Linked DNA regions of Homo sapiens: region 2 is linked to region 1. Evidence: read pairs that join two places in POLR2A ChIA-PET (ENCODE). Cell type or tissue: K562. All regions are shown on one strand.

Region 1 (4,000 bases):
AAACAGTAGCAATAGTAGAGAATAGAGCACACCAAAAATCTGGCCATGTTACCCAGTTTTCTCAGCAGGCATTTTAGTTAGGGTGGATCCCTTCATCTAATTCATAAATTCTTAGACTCTTTCCAGAAGGCTAGGAGGATGGAAGGAAAGAAGAAAACATCTCATGATAGCAAAATAGGAGAAGGGAACTTTTAATAGAAATATTGAGAAAAAATGGGAACTTATTTATTATCACAAGCGAGTAATGTGAGTTGGGTTGTTTTTTTCTCTGTTCATTCCCTGTCCTCTATCTGGAATGCCTTCTTCCTGTTCACCCCACACCACTGTCCACTTTCTTCCTAGGGTTATTGCTACTCATTTTTTGAGACTTGATTCAGATACTGCCTACTCTATTTGGACTCTTTTATCTGTGCACAGAAAAATACTTTGTATTTTGAATTGAAATTATTGGCTTCATTTCTTTCTTCCTTATTAGACATTAAGCTCATTCTTGAGAGCACAGAAAATTGTGTCTTTTTTGGTTTGATTTTAAATTCTCAGCACCTTATACAGTGCATGACTTATAGTAAACTTTCAATACATATAGAAATTAAATGGGTAATAATAGAATATAAGGGAATTGGTTGGGCACAGTGGCTCACACTTGTAATTCTAACACTTGAGGAGGCCGAGGTAGGTGGTTCGCTTTAGCTCAGGAGTTCGAGACCAGGCTCTACAAAATATACAAAAATTAGCCAGGCATGGTGGTGCACGCCTGTAGTCCCAGATGCTCGGGAGGCTGAGGTGGGAAGATCACTTGAGCCCAGGAGGTTGAGGCTGCTGCCGTGAGCCAAGATCATACCACTACACTCCAGCCTGGGTGACAGAGACCCTGTCTCAAAAAAAAAAAAAAAAAAATAGAGGTTAAAGCTGTGGAAACTTTTGTTTCCCCTCATTCCCCTCATCCTCCAAATTTCATTTGATCCAATTTTTTATTAAATTCTTTTTTATTATTTACTTTCCTATGACTGTACATATTCCTTCCAGCTAATTTACATAATGTGCACTTTGTTTTCTGAATTTTTTTTTTAAAGGGACAAGCTCTTACTCTGTCACCCAGGCTTGAATGCAGTGGCATGATCTCAGCTCATTGCAGCCTCAGACTCCTGGGCTCAAGTGATCTTCCTGCCTCAGCCTCCTGAGTAACTGGGACTACAGGAACTTGCCACCATGCCCAGCTAATTTTTTTGTTTTTTATTTTTTGTAGAATGTTGTCCCGGCTGGGACATTTCCTTTCTTTAATAACTTTCTTTTTCTTTTTTTTTTGCTTCTGGTCCTTGATTCAGGGAACATTATTTTTCATGATATGAACAATCGTGGTTTTTTTTTCCAGTAGCTAACTTCTCCATGTACTTACTACTAATTCAGTTCCAGTCTTTCAAAGGGAAATATTGAATTCTTCTTGATAAAAAAATGGGATATGAAGTTCCATTTTTTCCTTAGAGATGTCTCTCTTGATAACTTCATCCTCTTCCTTTTGTCAGAACTCATTGCTTTAAGCCCACTTCACCTTCCTTTAGCACCCCTCCCTGCCCCTGGCCCAGTAATTCCAGTGCTTCTTTCATCTGAGAGGCTCTCCTCACCTGCCTGGCGATCCTTGCTGCTTGTTTTCATTTAGGAGTGAGGCAGGAACGCTGGCAGACTTCACTGTAGAGTGATGAGCAGGAACCCCTGACATTCCACTGGGAAGCCTGTCCCCCAGATGTTGTATCTGCAGGTGTGTTTCCTCCAGTATCCTGCTTGGAGGGAGGGCTGTGAGTCAGGGGCCAAAGGAGGGGAAGTGCTGAACTGTGGATATCTTGGTTCAGCACTCAGACTCTCATTTAACTAGTTTTCAGCACAACTGCTCCTCCCAACCCTCAGCTGTGCTTTGTACCCTTTTAGTGAGGAAGAGGAGAAGGGCTGTGCTATCTGGGGAAGATGATCTAGGGATCTCACTACACCTTTTCTTTTAAAAAAATTCTTGCACCATGGCCTGTCCTTCACAGCCTCCACATAATGCTTTCAGTCTCTAAGGCTTCTTGTGGTTTTTGTTGGCTCCCAGCCACCCCAAGCCATGAGGTTTTAGTGCTATCAACAATCCCTCTGGCTTTTTAGACTTCTTTAAACTGCCAGAATCCCTTTCATTTCTTTGTAATTTATCTAACTATTTTGCAGAAAAGAGATGAATTATAGTGGCCATTTTAAAAACCCAAGAGTATTCTGGCCTTTTTAAAAAAAAGATTTGAGAAAGAAAAAAGAAAAAGAAAGGAGGGGATACATTGACATATCATTTACACTTTAGAGCATATATATTACAAACAAATGCCACATTTTCTACAGTCATGTCTTACGACTACAAGCAGTTTTCTCAAGCCTAAATTAAGGGTAACATTGTAGATATAACTATCTTAAAAAGACTATTTGACAAGAAGAAAGTCCTCAATTTCTTTGTAAATGGCAAGAAAATGTAGCACGGGAAATTTGTCATTTTTTGATAGAGTAAAATCAAGTTTTAATTCTTATTTATTAAATGATGATTACTTAGCTGGCAGTTTCTTTGTTTATTATGCATGTCTAGCTTCTTATTGGCAAAAAAAAAGAAATTTATAGTACTAGCCTGAAAAAACAAACTATGCTTTTGGCCCAAGTGAGAAGCTGATACCCTGGTTAAAGAAAAATCACGTTTTCTTGTTGTTTCATATTTTCCTTGATCAAAGCTGGGACTTATATTGTATCTGTATTCACTTTCCTTAGTAACCTACTCATCTGTCTGCTTTTATCTTACACAATTTTATTGGCATTGTTAACTTAAGAATCATGAGATTTATAAATTTGGAAACGAGACTCTTTCTTTTTTTGAATTATTTTAAATTTTGTGGGTACATAGCAGGTATATATATTTATGAGATATTTTCACACGGCATACAATGCCTAATAATCACATCAGGGTAAATGGAGTATCCTTCACCTCACAAATTTATCCTTTCTTTGTGTTACAGACAATCCAATTATACTCTTTTAGTGTTTTTAAATGTACAATAAATTATTGACTGTAGTCACCTTGTTGTGTTGTCAAATACTAGATCTTATTCATTCTATCTAACTATATTTTTGTATCCATTAATTATCCCCACTTCCCTCCTGCCCCACCATTCCCTGCCACCTTTCCCAGCTTCTGGTAACCATCTCTATTTCCATGAGGTCAATTGTTTTAATTTTTAGTTCCCACAAATAAGTGAGAATATGCAAAGTTTGTCTTTCTGTGCATGGCTTATTTCATTTAACATAATGTCCTCCAGTTTCATCAAAGTTGTTGCAAATGACGGAATCTCATGGCTGAATAGTACTCCATTGTGTATATGTACCACTTTTTCTTTATCCATTCATCTGTTGATGGACACTTAGGTTGCTTCCAAATCTTGATTATTACGAACAGTGCTGCCACAAACGTGGGAGTGCAGATACCCTTTGATATTCCGATTTCCTTTCTTTTGCATTTATACCCAGCAGTGGGATTGCTGTATCATACGGTAGCTATATTTTTAGTTTTTTGAGAAACCTCCAAACTGTTCTCCATAGTGGCTGTACTAGTTTACATTCCCACCAACAGTGTACTAGGGTTCCCTTTTCTCCACATCCTGCCAGCATTCATTTTTGCCTGTCATTTGGATAAAGGCCATTTTAACTGGGGTAAGATGATATCTTATTATAGTTTTGATTTGCATTTCTCTGATGATCAGAGATGTTGAACACCTTTTCGTATGCCTGTTTGACATGTGTATGTCTCCTTTTGAGAAAAGTCTATTCAGATCTTTTGCCTATTTTTAAATCAGATTAGAATTTTTTCCTGTAGAATTGTTTGACCTCCTTATATAGTCTGGTTATTAAGCCCTTGTTGGATAGATAGTTTGCAAATATTTTCTCCCATTCTGTGGGTTGTCTCTTCACTTTGTTGATTGTTTCCTTTGCTATGTAGAAG
Region 2 (4,000 bases), 190 kb after region 1:
TGCTTTGAAATATGTGCTGTTATGGATTATGTACCCAGTTATACATCCAATCCTTTAGCTAGTTTCTAGTTTTATTTTATTTTATTTTATTTTTTGAGATGGAGTCTTGCTCTGTTGCCCAGGCTGGAGTGCAGTGGCACGATCTCAGCTCACTGCAACCTGTGCCTCCTGGGATCAAGTGATCCTCCCATCTCAGCTTCCCTAGTAGCTGGGACTACAGGCACGTACCACCACACTCGTCTAATTTTTTTTGTATTTTTGGTAGAGACAGGGTCTCACCATGTTGGACAGGCTGGTCTCAAACTCCTGATGTTGTGATCTGCCTGCCTCGGCCTCCCAAAGTGCTAGGATTGCAGGTGTGAGCCACTATGCCCAGCCATTTAGTTTTATTTTAATTACTAAGAGTAATTTAAGTAACAGTTAACATGTCAGTTTTATTTGTCCTATTAAAATATTTTGAACAAACAGTATTTTCTTCTAATTAATAATATCTCCATAAATTACTATGTGACTGCTTTTATAATTCGTAAGTTAAAATCACAGAAATAATTCAGGCGTTTAGATATTGAAATGGTAGGGTAGAATTTGAAGAGCAGCAGTTGTTAAAACACTTAAACCAGTTTTATTTTCATAAATATCATGGGACTCCATTTTCTCTCCAAAGCAAGAAATGATCTAAACAAATTTAAGGAACAGAACAGCAATAACTGGGATTAAGTTAAATTATATAAAGCACATGTGGTGTCAGTGAGCACTTATGACTTAATGTGAGACCCTATGGGAAATTACTATTTGTTCTCCAACTAAGGAACAAAACTTTGTCCTGACTGTATTAAATTTGAATGAGGGTTCACTAAATGTTTTAACAGCAATTTTTGTTTTTAATGGACATGTTCTGGAATATGAACTTAACTATGTGTTTTTATTTTTTTTCTTTCAGGAGTTTCAATTACTGAAAATTACTTGGAAATAGAAGGAATGGCTAATTGTCTCCCATTCTATGGAGTAGCAGATTTAAAAGAAATTCTTAATGCTATATTAAACAGAAATGCAAAGGAAGTTTATGAATGTAGACCTCGCAAAGTGATAAGTTATTTAGAGGTACGCATTATTTTATATATATGTTATTGTATACAGGGGTCCCAACTCCCGGGCCAAGCCGGTTAGGAACCAGGCCACACAGCAGGAGGTGAGCGGCCTCCTAGCGGGCATCACCACCTGAGCTCTGCCTTCTGTCAGATCAGTGGCAGCATTAGATTCTCATGGAAGCACAAACCCTATTGTGAACTGTGTATGCGAGGGATCGAGGTTGTGCACTTCTTGTGGAACAATTTCCTGAAACCATCCCCACCCGCCAACTGGAAAAACTCTTCCACAAAACCGGTCCCTGGTGCCAAAAAGCTTGGGGACTGCTGCTGATTCTATATATAGAGGTATTATAGATTGGCCAGACTTTAAGATACTTATTTCTTAAAATAGTAAATTATTTCCAAATAGTAGAATATTATCTGTAAGTTTTATTATGTATTTGCAAGAAGAACACTATTAAAAAAAAAAAGAACACTCTATTAAGTTTCACATCATAGACTGACTGTGGTAAACTCTATCATGGATTCTTACCATAACATTTTCTTGGGTACATATTGAGGAAAGACTTTATAAATGAGATATTTTGCAGTGAAGTTCTTTTTTAAAAACATTTCATAAATAATCCCCTCAGAAGGGGTTTAAACTAATGCTACCTTTATATTACATACTTGTCTAAAAAGTATTGTAATATAATTCTAAGTCCTGATCTCATCAAGAGGAGTAGAAGGGAAGGAAAGTGAAAGATGGGAATCTTTGAATAAGCGGAAATTTTCATTTTTGTGACAGTATTCACCACAAAAGAGAAATGTAAGAGTGGGTTAAAAGAAAAGGATTAAGGAAGGTTATAAACTTTAAAATATAAGATAGTAGCAGGAAAACAATAGTGTTTCCATCTATATATCTTGTTCTAGATATCCCTCAAGATTGGTATTATTTAAAAAACAAACCTGAACTCTAATGAAGTTTTTCTCCCTTTTTAAAAATGAGCCATTTTTGTTTACAGTTGGTAGTGTGCCTGCTGTATTCTGAAGGTCGGACTTCCTTAACAGGAAAGTCTGCTTGTTAAACCTTCTGAAGAATGTATTCAGTAATGTTCTGTGAATCCTTTAGGAACTTTGTCATGTGGAAATTCCCAGCCTATTGTGCGGGTAGCTTAACATTGATAGTTTCTAGAGACTTCAAGGGAATATTTTCTTGTGAAAGAGTTAGTATGAACTTAAAGGTTGAGGGAGCTGTGGGTTGGAAGAACCATGTGGGGAGAAATAAGAGTTCAGAAATAACAGGAATAAAGTAAATTGGGACTGGTTTTAAATATTTTTTTGCTAATACTTTACCTTTCAGTATGTTAAGGTAATAGTGGTATAAGTGTTAAGAAAAATGGGCTAGGAAAAAAAAAGAGAGAACTTAAACCACGGGGATGCTTCCATTTAAGGTCAATAAGATGAATCAGAGAGAAAGGAAAGTGAAAGGAGAACCAAGAGAGGGGTGGATGTAAAAGTCAAGGAAGGAAGTAAATTTAAGAATAAGTAGTATCATGTTCTGTATAGGGTAATAATTGCTAGAAGACTATCAGATATGGCTACTAGATGACATTGGTAACCTTGAAGAGAATCGTAATGGCAAAGTACAATTGTCCTTGTATATACTCAGTGGATTGGTTCCAGCACCACCTGTGGATACTAAAATCCAGGCATGCTTAAGTCCTGCAGTCAGCCCTCCAGAACCCACATATATGAAAAGTTGGCCCTCCGTATATATGGATTTCGCATCCCATGGTACTGTATTTTCTATCACAGTTGGGGTCGGAAAAACATCCATGTATAAGTGGACCCACACAGTTAAAACCAGTGTTGTTCAAGGGTCTGCTGTGGTAGGAATAGACGACATTTGCCAGTAGTTAAAGAGTGTAGTAGTGGAAAAGTAGGCAGCAAGTCGTATGATAGTGAATAGTGAAAGGAAGGAAAGAGTATGTTAAACATGTCTGTGTTGAACTGGTGGAAGACTGACAATAAAAAATTGCAGAGGAGGCCAGGCTTACTGGCTCATGCCTGTAATCCCAGCACTTTGGGAGGCTGAGGTGAGTGAATCACCTGAGATCAGGAGTTTGAGACTAGCCTGGCCAACATGGTGAAGTCCCGTCTCTACCAAAAATACAAAATTTAGCCAGGTGTGGTGGTGCGCACCTGTAATCCCAGCTACTCAGGAGGCTGAGTGAGGCAGGAGAACTGCTTGAACCCAGGAGGTGGAAGTTGGAGTGAGCTGAGGACGCACACTGCACTCCAGCCTGGGCGATAGAGCTAGACTCTGTCTCAAAAAAAAAAAAAAAAAAAAAAAAATTGCAGGGGAAATGTTCCCCAAAAGGCAAGAGGGAAGATAGGATATGAATTTAAGGTTTAGAAAGAAGAAACTGAATCAAGAGCAGAAAACAGAAAAGGGGAAAAATGAAAATAATATTTTTACGTAAACTTTAAAAAAAAATTTCTTAATCATTAGAACCTGTGAAATTTTAGGGGAACTTGAGAGAAGTCATGTTGATATATGTGGTGAAAGAGTAGAAGTTACCTGCTGAGAGTGGAGGGGTTGTGGGAAGGAGTTGGTAATTTTAGTACAGTAACAAAGATCTGAAAATAAGAGCTGTAGGTACTATAAGAGAAGGTTAATTAGAGAGGAATAAGAAGATTTCCAGGTGTCACTGAGGGATCTTAAGAGTTAACATTTGTATTGGATCCAGCCAGGACAGTTTTATGACTCAACGATGCTCAGTAGAATTTGTCCAAGGGTAAATCAAAACACCAATTCCTCACCCTGTCCTAGAGGGTGATCTGGCCTCTGCCTAATTTCCTTTTCTTGTTCCTCTTTTTTTTAACAACTATGATGCACCCACACTGAACATTTAGTTCTTTCTCTTCTG

What was found. ChIA-PET counts read pairs that join two places held together with the same protein. Peaks named below come from ENCODE experiments on the same cell type or tissue, not always from the same donor. Only the 100,000 strongest peaks of a DNase experiment are listed, where the experiment ranks them.
Region 2: POLR2A ChIA-PET joins it to region 1 with 5 read pairs; 2 of 35 experiments call an interaction of 5 or more read pairs at or near these places.

Annotation. Positions count from the first base shown.
Region 1 is chr2:189,683,952-189,687,951 of GRCh38, forward strand. The region is part of intron 2 of ANKAR (ankyrin and armadillo repeat containing); the gene reads left to right. Among named protein-coding and RNA genes, the nearest start is that of ANKAR, 11 kb to the left of the region's middle. In K562, no CTCF peak of the experiment used is centred here; a DNase peak (open chromatin) is centred at 2,080.
Region 2 is chr2:189,872,556-189,876,555 of GRCh38, forward strand. It overlaps PMS1 (PMS1 homolog 1, mismatch repair system component), which reads left to right. Exons shown (of 13, transcript NM_000534.5): 12 at 941-1,101. Among named protein-coding and RNA genes, the nearest start is that of PMS1, 90 kb to the left of the region's middle. In K562, no CTCF peak of the experiment used is centred here; no DNase peak of the experiment used is centred here.